2 separate regions of the Mus musculus genome follow, and region 2 is linked to region 1. The links are chromatin loops, found by intact Hi-C in ENCODE. Cell type or tissue: gastrocnemius. All regions are shown on one strand. Links, peaks and the distances in the headings refer to the core of each region. The heading gives the core; the rest is flanking DNA.

The links. A loop is a pair of places that touch in the nucleus more often than their neighbours do. Peaks named below come from ENCODE experiments on the same cell type or tissue, not always from the same donor. Only the 100,000 strongest peaks of a DNase experiment are listed, where the experiment ranks them.
Region 2: it touches region 1 in a loop (6-fold over the local background); 30 of 42 quality-filtered maps call a loop at or near these places.

What each region holds. Positions count from the first base shown.
Region 1 is chr11:30,653,728-30,662,408 of GRCm38, reverse strand. No RefSeq gene overlaps it. Among named protein-coding and RNA genes, the nearest start is that of Acyp2, 8.7 kb to the right of the region's middle. In gastrocnemius, for the core only: a CTCF peak has its summit at 5,105; a DNase peak (open chromatin) is centred at 5,113.
Region 2 is chr11:30,235,802-30,244,482 of GRCm38, reverse strand. It overlaps Gm51887 (a long non-coding RNA gene), which reads right to left. Exons shown (of 3, transcript XR_003949652.1): 3 at 7,243-8,681. It also overlaps a transcript of Sptbn1 not described here. Among named protein-coding and RNA genes, the nearest start is that of Gm51887, 19 kb to the right of the region's middle. In gastrocnemius, for the core only: a CTCF peak has its summit at 6,348 (motif pointing left); DNase peaks (open chromatin) are centred at 680 and 6,321; H3K4me3 peaks cover 1,507 bases; H3K27ac peaks cover 4,370 bases.

The DNA.
Region 1 (8,681 bases), core at 463-8,462:
CAGTTTCAGCGGCAGCAGGGAAAGCATCTATCCTCCTGAGAAAGTGTCCACCATAGTAAGACACATATTTATGTGTTTTGTTTGGAAGCATGTATAAAGACTTTAAGTGCCAAAACCCCCATGGAAAACTGCCCCTAAATTGGTGTGGGTTAAAGTAGGGAGGGAGTCACAATCCCCCTTGTGGGGCAGTTGGGGTGCAAGTGGAACATTACTTCATCTCCCTCCCCCTCCCCCTCCCTCCCCCCTCCCTCTCCCTCTTGAGTGCTAGTATTAAAGGCAAAATTGCTTAGCTTGGAGTAGGATCTCAACAGTAGAATGATGGACACCACTGAGAGAGAGAGGCAATGTCTCATACTTTTGTGTCATTGAGGGAATCTGGTAGGGGGTAGAGTGGAGCATTAATGTTAGTCAGTGAATATCAGGGCTCCTCAGACATTAGGAGTAGATGAAAAACTCTAGAGGGAGTTGGTTGAAAAGAAAAGGAAATGTGTAGCTTTATTATGATATCTTTGCCCAATAATGGGGTTGAGCAATGAGGTATGATGGGGAAGGAGTTGGCTATTACGTGGACCCAGAGGAATCAGAGGAGGGGCCCCATAGTGCTTGGATGATGGGGCTGACTGTGAACATTCACCATGATTGATGATCTGAGGAGAATAAGTTTCACTGCAGTAATCAGGAAATATAGACCAAGTAGCTTCAGAATCTATTAAGAATAACAGAGACTTATTAGCTACCAGGACAGTTACCCTAGGTTCCTCAGTAGTAATTTTGATTTTATTGGGAGTGAAGTCCAAGGGCAGCATCAGTCTTCAGCTGCCAGGCCCAGAAGATCCAAGAGACTTTTCTGTGAAGGAGGAAATTGGGGAAAACATCTGCTTTGTCTAGGCAAAGAGGGTCAGTCAATTCTCTAGTGTCTTGTTTATCCACAGTTTGGACAGGGTCATTGTGGCAGGCTGAATGAAGGCAGATTTTCACCAGTTTCTGGCTTTGCCACATTTAAAGCAAGCTCCAGGTGTCGTTCTTCTCTGCCTCATCTTCTTCGGAGAAGACCTAAGGGCTACAGCTAGGAGCTGGTACTCTATCATGAGAAGCTTTTTCTGTCTTTTCCTGTACATCTCCTTCATTAAATACCATAAATGCTACAGTGAACAGATCTCTTAGGGGATGTTTGAGGCCCATCATCCAGCCTCTTAAGTTTTGAAGAAAAGTGAGAGTTAAGGAAAAGCTACCCTTGAAAATTAGGACAATCTAGCTTTTCATACTAAAGGAAGGATTGTGTAAGCATAGTGAGGACCTGGGCAGATTTTTCATCTAGATTCTGGGTGACCTCCTTCAGTTTATCAAAATTAATTTCCTTGGAGAGTACTGGAGAAAGAGTTAAGTTGAGGAGATGCCCAGGGTCAGGGTCATGGTTCATCCTTTATATTGAAGTCTTTTAAAAGAGTGGGAACAGAGGGCTCTAGATCCTGACCAGCTTCAGGAAGGGGCTTGCTTTTTTTTTTTTAGAACCTGGTGAACATGGTATGAGTACAGAGGGAAGGGTGAGAATGAAAAGTGAAGAAAGCCCATACATAGGTGGACTCAGACCACTTTCCCATGCAGTGTTAGTGTTTGTCAAGATCAGCGAAGATTTGATGTCAAATATGCCATCCTTTGCCCATTGAGACTGATTTTCAAGTTTGTATTATGGCCGGCCCATGTTGCAGTAAAAACAAAGTGACAAAGCTTAATAATTTCAGTAAATCCTAGGGTAGGTAGAGATTTGAGTAGACAAGCAAGCAGAGTTGAGGGGTTAGGTTTTTAGTGGGAAGATCCTAAGGCAGACCAGGGGGAAGCGAGACATTCTTAGTTCCATCCAGAAGGATTAAAGGAAGAGCAGAGAAGGACAAGTGCTGCGATGAGAATTCCAATCTAGGTTTCCTCAAGCAGACTGAGACTTGTCAGATAGAAATGTCCTAAATCACACAGGAGAAGATACCTTTCCATGTGATGGGGGCTCAGTAGGACTAGAGGAGCATCCTGATACACCAATGTGAAATTCATGGTAATTATAGACAAGACTCAGGAGTGAAACATAGTATAGGAGAGATTAGTATACGTTAGAGCAGGTCAGGAGAAACATATGGAGAGGCTTTTGGGGGGAAAGAAGGGCTCCAATATAGGAAGAGTGGTAAGTGTCTTAGTAGAGAGATGCTCTTGTAGTGGATACCCTGGAGGACATAGTTATCTTCAGGAGCAAAAGAGATGGAGAGATGCCCAGATGAGAGGTGCTCAGGAGGGCACAGTAGGCTTCAGGAGTCAGAGAGAGACTATTTACTGAGCAGGTGAGAAGATACTGATAGGTAGAACAGGCAGAGGGAAGAAGTGGCTGAAGAGTAAAACTCTAGAATTTGGAGTCAAATACAGTGGATGGTAGAAGCCAGCATGGACAAGTCATCCCCTGCTAGAAAGGAAACATTGACAATTTGGTTGGATTAGGAGAAGCTGAGATTCTTGGAAGAGGGTTCATATATGCCCCTCCCAGGTTTTGAGTACCAGATGAATGAAATGGGCACAGTAAAGAAAAATAGCTGGTCCATGGGTGAAAAGGGGAAAGTTTATTCCAAATTGCCAAAGTTGTCTCTTGCGATATCAGAGAGAAGTGCTGGGATGGGGCTAGGGAATGGGAGAGGGATCTCTAGGATCACATGGGAATGGGTACTTGGGAAGAAAAGAGCCTGTGAGTTGGGGTGGGGGCTTTTGCTTGGAATGAGGGAACCTAGAAGCTAGTGTTGACCTAAACATTCTAATAATAGACATCACAGCCACATGTTAATGGGACAGCTATATGTTCCTTTTGCCAGAAATAAGTAGAATGATTCCTTTTAGCAAATGGGAACTATCTTTACGTCCCTGAGGGAGTGTTGGCCTTTGTCTAAATGCCAGGCTTTGGGGAAAGGAGTTTTTTGGGCACTGACACAGAGGAATTTGGGTTATCACCTTGTTATTCCCTTTGCCTGGATCCATGCCTCCCATTTTCTCTTCTGATTTTCTTTGATCTATTCTTTAGGTGTGGTTTCCTCAGACTCTCCCTAACATACCTCCAGTTTTTAAATAGAACACCACATTATCCTCAATACCCGCTTATGGCACACATTCATCTTACTATAGTATTTGCTAACAAGTGAATGAAAGACCATCGGAAAGTGAGATTTGCCTCTGTGTAGGATTCTGTTCCTGGTGATCTTAAACAATTCCTTAAAGGTTCTGAGACTATTTATTTTGTTCTAAAATAGTTATAATACTTGTCTAACTTAGTCAACATGGTTTCTGTAAAGTAAATTAAATGGGAGGAAACTGCTGTAAGTTTGAATTAAAATGAAGACAAGATTTCCCCAAGGTATGGTTGAGGGTAAGGTTTTATTGTAGATGTGAAGGAAAGCATAGTTGGGGGCACTTGGAAGGGTCCAGACTGACAATGCCATGAGAAGAGTGAGAGAGGGAGAGAGCAAGAGAGAATGATAAGAGAGAGGTCCAACTGGAAAACATGAGGGGGGGCACCCTCTCAGAGGAGAAGGGGAGGGGCAATGGGGAAGGAATGTAAGGGGGGGCAGGGAGGGCAGTGTTTGGGATGTAAATAAAATAAATAAATAAAATTTGAAAAAACAAATCGAGAGAGAGAGAGAGAGAGAGAGAGAGAGAGAGAGAGAGAGAGAGAGAGAGAGAGAGAGAGAGAGATTATGAGCTGAAGTGTCTGGATTACATGGGAAAAAGAAGAAAAGAAGAAGCCTGGGGAAAGAGGATGGAAGTCCAGCTACTGGGCTAGAGAGGTTTAAGGTAGAGGTGAGAGGTTTTAAAACTTGAGAATAAAACTTTTTCAGCTTCCCAGAAAAGCGTATAAGATTCCTCAAAGAAAGCCACTAGCAATGGGTCGTTCATCACTGATAGCCCTGACATAGGAAAGATAAGCTTGGAGCTGAGTTGGTTCCTGGGAGCTGAGTTGGTTTCTGGTTTCTGGTTTCTGGCCTAAGGAGACAGCAAGGCTGGAGCTGAGTCAGTCTCTGTAATTCTTCAAGGCTTCACCAGGAATGGTAGAACTAACATAGCAACCTATTAAAATTGTACTAATATCACTGCTGCTAGGAAAATTGCCCTAATCCCACATAGAAGGAGCCTGAGAGCTTCTCTGGTGGTTGCCATTTTCATGAATGGTTGACCCCCTGCATGCTGGTTGTTTCTGCAGAAGAAACACCCTTTACTTTTGCATACTATTTGAGTCTGGGTTCTTCCTTCAGCAATTCTTGAACCTTAGCAGGGGCTAGGGTGAGAAGTGCTGGCAGGAGCCACAGGTGACCAGGTTTCTTTGTGACCTGACAAAAATCATCATTATTGTTGCAATGCTATAGTCATTTCACTGCTAACAGTTCTATATTAGGGTTTTATAACTGAAAGGTAAATAATTACAGATGAAATTGAGCAAAGCATTTCCTGTGTTGGAGTAAGCCCATCTTACTTATATAACAAATGCCTCTGAAACACATTGTGTTTCAACTAGACTGATGCATCAATGGATGCAGTATAAAAGCATTATGGCTTATAGATAAAGGCACTTGTCACCAAATGTGATGACCTGATTTTAGTCCGTGGAACCCACATGGTAGTAGGAGATCATCAATGCTCACATGTTGTACAGTGACACTGTTGAATGTGGATGCCTCCTAGACAGACAGACAGATAGACAGATAAGATAGAAAGACAGACAGGTAGATTAAAACCATCTTAAAACACATATTAAAGGAGTCAACCAGCATTTACTAAATGAATTTCCTTAACCTGTTTTTTCTATAACACCCATATCTAATAATAATCCAGGGCTGACTCTTCCATATTTAAGCCGCCTGTTGAGTGAAGAACCCTAACAGTACCTAAATCTGCTTGTCATTGAAAGGATTGCTATGTGTACAGGTTGTTTGGAAGTGTGATTTTGAAACTTTGAAATGAGAGGCAGTCGAGGTGCTGCATTCATTTCTATACTTGATCTTAGCCAAAAGAGCATGAAGTGATGCTGCTAACATTTCTGAAGGGATTATCCAATGCTCATAGCCTGCTTTGCCTTGGATGGTTGGTAGGTGGCAGCAAGAGAACAGAAATTATGCTTTATAACTAAGCAGCATTCCGTAAAGGTGCTTGGTTTGTTTGTATTTAGAGAGCTAGGTTTCATTTGATACAAGCTGGCCTCTACTTTGTAGTGATCTCACTGCCTAGACTCTCCCTAGTTCAGGGATTAAGGGAATGTACCACTGCACCCAGCCAGAAGGGTTCTGCTTAATGTTTATGTTTCATTAATTTATAAAAATAAAATATCTGCAAATGAAGTAGACAACAAATAATGTATCCTACGTAAGCCTGTCCTATAATATTTCAACACATTAGTTTTCAGAAGGTTGGGGGTTAGGTTTATTGTTCTTTACCTTCCTCTCTAATCCACACCCCTAGGTTCTGACTACAAAACCAAGGCTGAACTCCTGATTCTCCTGCTTTATTCTTCAGAGTGCTGTGATTACAGGCATGTGCCACCATGCCTGGCTTTTAGATTTTTTTTTTCACCAGTCTTTATCCTACATCTTTTTTTTTTTTTTAAAGATTTATTTATTTATTATATGTAAGTACACTGTAGCTGTCTTCAGACACTCCAGAAGAGGGCATCAGATTTCGTTATGGATGGTTGTGAGCCACCATGTGGTTGCTGGGATTTGAACTCGGGACCTTCAGAAGAGCAGTCGGCGCTCTTAACCACTGAGCCATCTCGCCAGCCCCCCTACATCTTTTAAGTATTGAACTTTTTAATGCTTCTTAACTGACATCAGGGTATGGCATATTTGAATTTCCATTCTGTTTAATTTTTGATCTACTTCTATTGTGAAGGTTTTGCCCCCAAGCATTAAAGTAGTCAAGGTTTAAATTACAGGGAAAAAAAAGGATGTACTTAGACAGTGTCTTAGTTAGGGTTTTATTGCTGTAAAGAGACATCATCACCAAGGCAACTCTTGTTTTTCCGTTAATTAATTTATTTATTTACTTTACATCACAATCACAATCCTGTATCCCTTCTCATAGGGCTCCTTCCTGTCTTCCGTTCTCCTCTGAGAAGGGGGAAGCCCCACCCAGCCACATGAAGTCACTGCAGAACTAGGTACATCCTCTCCCACTGAGGCCAGACAAGGCAACCCAGATAGGGGAACAGGATCCACAGCCAGGCAAGAGAGTCAGGGACGGGCCCTGTTCCAGTTGTTGTGAGACCTGCATTATTGGGGGAACCTTAGGTCCAGTCCATGTATGTTCTTTGGTTGGCGGTTCAGTTTCTGGAAGCCCCCAAGGGTGTAGGTTAGTTAACTGTGTTAGTCTTCCTATGGAGTCCCTATCTGTTCCTGGTCCCTCAATTCTTCCCTCAACTCTGACAAGCCCTCTCAAGCTGCATCTAATGTTTGGCTGAGGGTCTCTGCATCTGTTTCCATCAGCTGGGTTGAGCCTCTCAGAGGACAGTTATGCTAGGTTCCTATAACAGATTACCATTAATAGTGTCAGGGATTGGTTCTTGCCCATGGGATGGTTCTCAAGTCATTGGTTGGCCATCCCCTCAGTCTCTGCTCCATCTTTGATCCTATACTTCTTGTACACAGAATAAATTTGGGGTTGAAGATTTTGTAGGTGGGTTGGTGTCTTTTTCCCTCCACTGGGATTCCTGCCTGGTTACACAATATGGCCACTTCAGGCTTTATATCCCCCACTGCTAAGAGTATCAGCTAGAGTCTACCCTCATAGACTCTCTGTAGCCTCCCCCATCCCAAGTCTCTGGCACATCCTAGAAATATACCCCCCACTCACTCCCAGATGCCACATATTTCCATTCACTCTCCAGATCCTTTCTCCCTGGCTCTTCCTACACCTGATCTCTCCAGTCCTGTTTTCCTCTGGATCTGCTTTCTCAATCATTTCCCTCCCTTCATCAGCCCCCAATGACTACTTTGTTTCCCCTTCTGAGTAAGATTTAAGCATCCTCCTGTGGGCCCTCCTTGTTTAGCTTTTTTGGGTCTGTTGATTATAGTATGGGTATCCTGTATTTTATGGCTAATATATAAGTGAGTTATATATCATGTGTGTCCTTTTGGGTCTGGATTAGTTCACTCAGGATGATCTTTTCTAGTTTATCCATTTGTCTGCAAATTTCTTGATGTTCTTGTTTTCAATAGCTAAGTAGTATTCCATTACATAAATAAACCACAATTTCTTTATCCATTCTCAATGAGGGGCATCTGGGTTGTTTCCCATTTCTGACTATTATGAATAAATCTGCTATGAATGTAGTGGAGCACGTGTCCTTGTGGGATGATAGAAGATCTTTTGGGTATATGCCCAGGAGTGGAATAGCTGGGTCTTGAGGTAGAAATATTTCCAATTTTCTGAGAAACCACCAAGTTGATTTCCAATGTGGTTGTACAAATTTTCACTCCCTTCATCAATGGAGGAGTGCTCCCCTTGCTCCACATCCTCACCAGCAATGTGTTGTCCCTTGAGTTTTTGATCTTAGTCATTCTGATGAATGGAATCACAGAGTCATTTTGATTTGCATTTCCCTTATGACTAAGGATATTGAACATTTAAGTGACAGCCAGCCATTAGTGAACCCTCTGTTGAGAATTCTTTCTTTACCCCATTTTTAAATTGGGTTATTTGGTTTGTTGGTGTCTAGCTTCTTGAGTTCTTTATATATTTTAGATAGTAGCCCTCTTTCAGATGTAGAGTTGGTGAAAATCTTTTCCTATTCTGTATACCTCTGCTTTGTCCTATTGACAGTGTTCGTTGCTGTACAAAGTTTTTCAGTTTCATGATGTCCCATTTATTAACTGTTGAGCTTAGTGCCTGAGCTTTTGGTGTTCTGCTCAGGAAGTTGTCTCCTGTACCAATTATTTCAAGGCTATTCCTCATTCTCTCTTCTATTGCATTTAGTGTATCTAATTTTATGTGGAGGTCTTTGATCCACTTGGACTTGAATTTTGTACAGGGTGATAAATATGTATCTATTTACATTTTTCTAAATATAGAGCTAAACCAGCACTATTTGTTGAAGATGCTTTCTTTTTTCCATTGTAAGGTTTTGGCATCTTTGTCAAAAATCAAGTGTCCATAGGTGTGAGGGTTTATGCCTGAGTGTTTGATTCAATTCCATTGATCATCCTATTTCTATACCAATATCATGCAGTTTGTATTACTATTTCTCTGTAATACAGGTGTATTATGCCTATAATCAAGGATGGTGATACCTCCAGAAGTTCTTTTATTATACAGGATTGTTTTAGCTATCCTAGATTTGTTGCTTTTCCATATGAAGTTGAAAACTGTTCTTTTAAGGTCTGTAAAGAATTGTGTTGGAATTTTGATGAGAATTTCATTGAATCTGCAGATGCTTTTGGGAAAATTGCCATTTTACTACATCAATCCTATTGATCCATGAGCATGGAAGATCTTTCTGTTTTCTGATATCTTCTTCAGTTTTTTCTTTCAGAGACTTGAAGTTCATGTCATACATGTCTTTCACTTGCTTGGTTGGAGTTCTACCAAGATATTTTATATTATTTATGGCTATTGTGAAGGGAGTTGTTTCCCTGATTTCCCTCTCAGCCCATTTATCATTTGTATAA
Region 2 (8,681 bases), core at 362-8,361, 420 kb after region 1:
AATGTAGTTTGTCAGTTGCTTGTGTATTTGGCACTTAGGTATATAATTAGCACATGTGGTATACAGAAGCCTAGGCACTCATTTATCAGGTAGCAGTAGTTAATTAGTTTCTGCAGACCCTAAGATAATGGAATGGTTGGGTGGGGGAGTAGGTGGGGACAGAAGAGTGAGTCCTCCTCCTCTCAGTCTTTCACCTCCCAGCATAGGGATGTGTGGAGTTGCAAACAGGGAAATCAAAACTGAAACAGAACAGAAAACCCATAATGCTTGGTTACATTTGAATGTCAGATAAATAACATCTTTTAAAGTATTTCTCATACAGATTTTAGAGCTTATATTGAAGTTTATTTCTAAAATCTAAGACCAGTTTTAATTGATGTCCAGTCTTTATCTGAGAATCTGGGTTATGTAGGCCAAAGCTTTTGCCCTATCCCTCATAATGCAAATTGAGTGTAGGCTGGATCCCATTGTGAGTGTCATTTTAACCTGTTAAACGTCTGGATTCTGCCGCCTTTAGAGGTGAGCAGTTGAGAGGTTAATGGTGCTGCTGAGTGCCCACTCAGGCCAAGATGGACAGGAACTCAGTCTGATTGCCATGGCAACAGGAATTCTATTTGTTCTGTAAGGAATTCTTTCTTGGCAGTGAGTGTAAATGGCCACAGCCAGCTTTCTCTTAGAGGGGGGAGTTGGCTGGTTGGTTGGTTGGTGTGCCTCACTGAAGCTCCTGCCAACTCCAGAGTTGGGTTCTGTGATTGGATGACTGTGCACAGTAACTGGGGGAAGAGAGTATAACTTTGGGTCACATTTACTTCACTTGTCTCCAGAGAGTCTTCCTGCTCAGCAGTGCTACGTTGAAAAGCTTTTTGTATCAGCCTTGGAATGCTGTCAACAGCCGCCCTGAAGAGCATTACATGCCGTTGGGAAATGCTTATTGGAAGAGGAGAGGCTGTAGAAACCTGAGTGTCTTTGGGTGCTCCTTACATCATGTATGACACCTCTATAAGTCAGGGTTTCTAGCAGAAGCTTCACGCGGTTAAGGAGCCATTTGGTGACGTCAGTAATGGCGAGTGGAGCTTGAAGCAGTGCCTGCTGGAGAAGAGCGCACCAGAGCAGGACTTTACACCAGTACCTGCTTTTTAATTGCTGCCATTCAAGAAATTGAATGTGTCCATTGAAAAGGCACAGACTTATCCTTTGAAGAAAAATACAGAATGATAGTAGTTTACAATTAGGCACAGCGATTGTGGAAGATAAAGAGAGAAATCCAATTAGAGATGTTTGTTCAAAATATTAGATTTTCGGTGTACCTGGTTGTTGAAAGGTGATGCTCCTGATAGGTAGGCTTTGGCTGGTGGTAATTATATGAAAAAAAAAATCCTCTCTTTTTGTCTTTTCTGAGAGGTGTTTTTTTTTTTTTTTTTTTTTTTTGTCCTCATTAATTTCCTTAGAGGCCAAGCACTTACTTTACTTTTGACAGGTGAGCATCTGCCATGCATCAAAAGTTGATTTACATCTTAGGTGCAGTTGTTTGGCTTAATTGTTCATATGTTAGTTACCCTGTTTGCATTTGTATGGCTGCTACTCAAGATATGTTTGAGGTTTAGAGTAGTAATTCTCAACTTAGTCTCCTACTGGTGTCACTGAAGAACCTTAAAAACTCTCTGGGGGCTGGAGAAATGGCTCAGTGGTTAAGAGCACTGACTGCTCTTCCTAGAGGCCCTGAGTTCAATTCCCAGCAACCACATGGTGGCTCACAACCATCTGTAATTGGATCTGACGCCCTCTTCTGGTGTGTCTGAAGAAACTGACAGTGTACTGACATATATAAAAAGGAATAAAATATGTTAACAAATATTAAAAAAAAAACCTGTCTGGGTCACATTTCCCAGAGTACTGATTTCATTGTCCTACAACATAGGCACAGGGACTTAGAAGAGCTCTCTGGGTGTTTCCTTCCATGCAGTGCCAGCCTATAGTCTATCCTCTGGTCTGTTCTCAGAATTAAGGCCTAACCAGTATTGTCCAGTAGGCTGGCCACAAGCCTGAGGTTTCTAATTATATTTAAATTAAATCAAACATAATAAAATTAGATACTCTCTTCTTGGCATACTGGCTGCCTTTGAAATGCTCAGTAGCCCGTTTGAGTTTGAGGCTCCATATTAGACAGCACAGATAGACAGTTTTACATCATAGCAAAAGTTTGTGTTAGACAGCCTAGATCCAGGATGACCATAGAATGTTGGCAGAACATGGGAGGAGCTGTGAACATTTGAGAAGTCTGACACAGGAAGGGCAAACTTAAAATAAAGCTAATCGAGTAGGTTTTGCTCCACATCTGAAACCACCATATATTTTCTAAGCAGTCTTTTGCTCAGTGATCTTTTGGGCAGCAGAAGCCCTAGAGCAGTGGGTACTATAGATTGTGTATCTATCTCACGGAAATTTCCCATTGAAAGCCAGCTGGCCTGAGAAGTGTGGCCAGAACCTAATGGCAGGCAAATGTAAACTTACGTGGGCCATGGCAATAAGTGACAGAGTGCATCTCACCTGATTCTGCTGTAGAAAGACCCCCTTTGCCTCCTTTTACTCCTAAACCCACTTCTCATTAGTTAGTGGGAGTTAGATAGAGCTAACACATGTTTCCAGAAAAGTGAACTTCCACTGTAGACCCCATCTTTTGAGGGTCCAGGGAGGTGAAAGAAAATGAGTCACATTTGTTTTTAGACATATGACATAAGATTCAAGCACACTTAAGGCTATGAAAAGGTGGAGGGTCAGAGGAAAGGGGATGTAGTAAAGCAGGATTATCGAGGCTGTGCCTTCCTCAGGCAGGTCCTCTGGTAAGAATGAGAGGCCTACCATGGAGAGGCTGTCCTGAGGTCATTGGTTTGGCCTCAAGGCTCTTTGCTGGGCCTGGCTCACACTTGTATTTTGGACATTAGCACCTCCTTAGAAACTGTTTCTGTGGTTTTTCCTGAGCCTACCAAAAAAAGAAGCCAACAAGTGTTGATGGAACAGGGAGTAAGTAGGCAGAGCTCTGAGAGTAGACAGGTCACAAGCATGCATCCAATGGTGCCTACAAGATTGGTGGTGTCAGGTTTTGTAAGTAACGTGTGCTTTTTTTTTTCTTTCTGGTTTGATTTTGTCTGCTGTCATACTTTTCGATTGCTGTGATAAGACACAGTGACTAAGACAACTTTAAAAAGAAATTGTTTAATTTGGCCTTATGGTTTCAAAGGGTTAATTGTCCACAGTGGCAGAACAAAGGCTTAGCAGCAGGAACAGCTGAGGTCTCACTTGTAATCTGCAAGTAGGAGGCAGAGAGAAAACAAACACTAGGAGTAGAGAGAGCCTTCAGAAACTTTGGAGCCTGCCTCCATCCAGGCTCCACTTCCTAATCCTAGCCCTGGCTTGAATTCACTATACCACTCGGGATGACGTTTGTCTCTTGATCTGCTTGACTCCAGCTCCCCAAGTGCCATTAGACGTGGTTCTATGTGCTGCTGGAGATCAGATCCAGGGTATCATGTGTGCTGAGGAACAACTTGTCCAACTATGCTGCAGTGCTACTTTGTCAGTCCCAACTGTTCCTCCCCTTCCCATTGCCAGGGATTTCTGCTAACAAGAACATGTACTTGGGTCCTTTACTATTTTGAATTTTGCCCATCTCTCTTGCTTTTATTCTGCCAGGCTTTAAACTCTTCCATCAAGCTCCGAAAGCTAGGTAAGAACAGGAACTTCTGCAAGCAGGAACATGGAAGGTGGTTAGGACAGAAGTTCAAGTTCAGGTGATTCTGGTAAGCAGCCGAGTTGAGAACCACTGGCCTTATTACCACACCGCATCTTTCACATGAAGAAACCAAAAACCAGGGAGGTGAGCTGATTTCTTTATGGCTAGAGGAGGCCAGAGGTAAGAGTAGACCAGCGACTTTCCAAAGTCCCTTGTACCTCTGAGCAACAGCCATTCTCTGGTTTCACCTAAACTGCTGTGGCATCTGACTCGTATTGCAGTCTCCTTCCTAAAATCCCTTTCTTTTATGTTTATTTTTTATTTTGGGCAGCAAGTTGTGGTCTTCTGTTTCACCCCAGAAACTATTTCTTGGCTCATTTGAAAAGGCGACATGTCACAGGTCCTGTGTGGCCACACAGCCTGGATATGGGAGTTGAGGGTGATTTGGACCCTTTTTCTCAGGTTGGAGTTGCTGCCTTTTTCTCCTCCTGCTGGTTTCTTTGTGATTTAGTTTATCCTCCCTCTAATTAAAATAATAATAATAACAATAATCAACAACTATCTCTTGACATATTTTGGCTGCGGGATAAATCCAGATGGTACATTTCTATAGAAAAAAGTTGGGCAGTGGTGTCACACTCCAAGTACTCGGGAGGCAGAGGTAAGCAGATCTCTGAGTTCAAGACCAGTCTGGTCTACAGACCAAAGGTTTCAAGACAGAGGGAGTTTCAAAACAGCAAGGGCTACCGGAAGAGAAACTTACTGGAAAGAAAAAGAAAAACCAATCACACTTTTCCTACTTTTCTTCTTTAAAAAAAAAAAAAAAAGATTATTTATGTATATAAGTATACTGTAGCTTCAGACACACCAGAAGAGGGCATTAGATCCCATTACAGATGGTTGTGAAACACCATATGGTTGGTTGCTGGGAATTGAACTCAGAAGAGCAGTCAGCCCGCTTAACAGCTGAACCATCTAGCTCCCTTTTTTCTTTTCTATTTTTGATTTTCAAAGACAAGGCTTCTCTATATAGCTCTGACTTTTCTGTAACTCGCTCTGTAGACCAGGCTGACCTCAAACTCAGAGATTTACCTACCCCTGCCTCCTGAGAGCTGGGATTAAAGGTATAAGCCACCATGCCAGGCTCTTTTATCTATTTTCAAATCTTAAATTTTTTTGAGATTTAAAATTTATTTTTATTTTATGTATATGAGTGTTTGCTGCAAGAAGAACTCAACTTTCAGTTTTAATGAGGCTATTAATCTTACAGAGAGAGGATTTAACTCTGTACATGGAGTAATAACAAGCACATTGCTAGGCAACTTCTCAATTCAGTGTGACAAAAATTAAGAGTATTGTTACCATGAGAAGCTAGCACAACAATTTAAATTTTCTATAAAAAGCTAAGAAAGAAATTTTAATGCTTGCTTTTGGCAAGAGACTAAAATGATTGTACTATGAAAAATATGGCAATATGGAGATACAAGCTGTTGATTATTAGAATCTTAATTTTGATTTGTGAGCTGTTTTAGTTTTTTAGTACCTTTATGAAGATTGAACATCCAAAAGTCTCTGGTTGATATTCTTCTGTGAAATCCAGCTGAGTGTGAAGTTATGTTTTGGTTTTGCAGGGCTGAGGATTAAACTGAGGGCCTCACGCATGTGCGACAAGTACCTTACCACCGAGCCTCCCTTCACTCTGTAGCCCCTCAGCAGGGTTTTTATTAGTTGCACCTTTCAGGATAAAGGAGAGGATCTATGAAAACGAATACAGACCCAAAATATATTCAAATTCTAGCTGTATTCCTAGAGCATACAAGAATCCTTGAAGATTTATAGAACCACTCTTAAGAGTCTGATCAGTTTTCTTGGGTTAATAATTGGAGGAAGGAAAACAAATGTTATAGAGGTTTTATAAAAAGTTTTTCATTGGGGGATTAACAAGGGAGACTAAATTTAGGGTCTCATGCATGCTATGTGTGAGTGTCCTACCACTGAGATACATCTAAGCCCTCTTTTCGCTTTTTATTTTGAAGTAGGATCTCTTAAAATTGCCCAAGCAGGGCTTGAATTCCCGTGAATGTGTTTTGTTGCACTAAGTTGACCACCTTGGCTGTTTTGTAAAAGATAGGTGAGAGACCTCAGTTAGAATGTTAAGCACATCCTGGGAATTTGTTAGTTCTGGGGCACAATCCTTGGCGTGTTGACACAGTGAGCTTATCTAGGTAGAAAATGGAAAGATGGGTAGCTAATGAAGGGAGAGGAGGCTTGCCCTTACTCTCCAGAATGACTGTTAGCTGGGTAGATGGAAAAAAAATGGTCATGAAGTGAGGCAATGAGAACACTGTTTCTCTGAGGACTGTTCTGTTACGGAAGAGCAGAGAAAGCTGAAGAACGAGTAAGCTGAGGTAAGGCAAAAAGCCTCCTACTCAAAAGATGGAGGAGGTCATTGGAAGCTTTTAGTTTAGTTCTCTATGTCTTTCGAGACCTGTTCAAGGGCTGGAAAGGGGGCTCAGTGGTTAAGTAACTGGGCCTCTTCCAGAGGGTTTGTCTCTGAACCAAGTTTAGCAGCTCATAACCGTCTGTAACTCCAGTACCAGGGGATCTGATGCCCTCTTCTGGCCTCTATGGGTACCAGGCATCAAGCAGTGCATAGCAGTACATGCACAAAATAGCCACACACATAAAAACAATAATAAAAATAAAATACACATATTTAAAAGCTCCACTTAAGCTACATGACGAAGAGGATGAGTGTTTCAATAGCTTAAAATTCTAAGTAGAGAAACTAGTAGGTATATGTGGCAACAATTCAGTCAAGAAATGGCACGGAGGGAGGTGGATCACACCTTTAATCCCAACAAGGCCAGCCTGGTTGACATAGTCATATTCTGTCTAAAAAAAAAAAAAACCAGGCATGGTGGCAAACACATTTAAACCCAGAAGTTGGGAAGTGGAAGCAGGAAGATCTCTGTGAATTCCAGGAAAGCCAGGGCTATATACAAAGACATTGTCTCTCTATAAAACAAAACAAAAGTATACAAAACAAAACCCTTTAAGAGGCTATTTCTGATTCATTTAAGTACTTTTCTTCTTCTTATAGATATATATGAAATGTGAGTGTGTATGTATATATATATATATATGTGTGTGTGTGTGTGTGTGTGTATTCATTCCATGTGTATAGAGAATGAAGATCACAGCAACAGAAAGCAGATCTTAGTTATGTGTAGACAGAAGGAATATACTGATTACTTGTTTTTCATTTGTTAGGTTTTTTTTTTTTGGCTTTGTAATTGTGGTGGCTATTTCTGAGGTATGTGTGTATGTGAAAGCTTAAGCTGTATAATGTACAATATAGTCTATGTTAGTTATACCATAATAAAGCTTTGTTTCCTAGAGAATGCTCAGACAAGCCCCCTCTCCACTTGCCTACCTCTCCTGACTCTATTGTATCCCACACAACCTGCTTAAAGTCAAGAACAAGGGCAGGAGTATGTCAGCAGCTGCCATCCTATGAGGCCTGCCAGGGTAAGTGCAGGGACTGAAGTGTGCAGTCAGAAATGCTCAAAGAAGTTAGCTTGTATGGGCATAAGAGGGACGCTTGCGTGAGCATTTATGTGAGCATGCAGGGAGGCTTGTGTGAGTATGAGGGGAGACTTGTGTGAGCCTGAGGGGAGGGTTGTGTGAACCTGAGGGGAGGCTTGTGGGAGCATGAGGGGAGGCTTGTGTGAGCATGAGGCGGAGGACACAGCTGTTGACATGCTGAGCCTAGAGACATTGGGGATTTGTCGCAGGAGATGGGACTCATGTGATCAGCCTACACTTCAGGGTTCTGTTTTGAAAGCTTCAGGTCAGCATGGATGGGTGATAAGCACTCAAGGCTCTTATCTCTAGGAGAATGAGCAATCAGTCAGGAATTTGGGGTTCAGAGCTCAAGGACTCCTCAGGGATGCTAGTCCTCCATCTGTCTAGAATATTCCTGTTTTGGAAAACCTTGTTATCTAAGACAGGTCTGTTGTGCCAGAGTATTGGTGTGTCCAAGAAACTGGATACCCTGTTGGAATCTTAACTGCATAAATGCTTAAAATTTTTCATTTCATATAAAACTTCTTTATAGAAGAAACTAAAAATATATATATAGTTTAAAAATAAGGAATTTTAAATGGTCTTCAATTCCACCACCGAGTATTAGCTACTTTTAATGTTCTTACATGTAATATTTCATATTAAGTGCATATTTTAAAAGAAAAGTAAAATCATAAGGTTCATACTTTACTTCTTATTTCTTAACTTTTTATTGATTCTTTGTGAATTTCATATCATGCACCCCAATCTCACTCATCTCCTGTCCCCCCGTATTGGACTTGTGCTGTTGCAATCTTCCTCAAAAAATAAAATAACAATAAACACACACACATACAAACCATCTCACAGAAGAAGCTGTGGTGTGTCAATGTCACACAGGATACCTATTGCCTAAACAGTTACTTGCAGATGTTCATTTCATTGAGTCATTGGTGTGGTACAAGGCCTCTGGGTTCTGCTACCATATCAATACTGGATCCTCACGGGGATTCCTTTCTGATGTCCTGTTGTTGCCCTGTGACATGAAGGTCTTGTAGTTTTGGATCTGTAGCCCCAGCAGTTCACAGATGGCATAGATGTTGGGGTGGGCCAACTCAAAGCCCTGGATGATGGTGAGTTGTTCAGCTCACCAGCTCTCTCCTACACCTGCTCCATCAGGGTGAGCTCCCCTGCTTTGCCCAGGCAGGAGTGAGGTCAGCTATCCTGCTTAGGGCAGCTGGCAAGGGGTGGGTCTGGCTCTCCCACCAGGATACCAGGCCCAACTCTACTATGCTAACCAGGTAAGGTGCAGGGCCTGCTCTCCCAAGTGTTGTAGCCAGTGAGGGGTGGGGCCATCTCTCATACCCTCACACCCTCAAGGCCA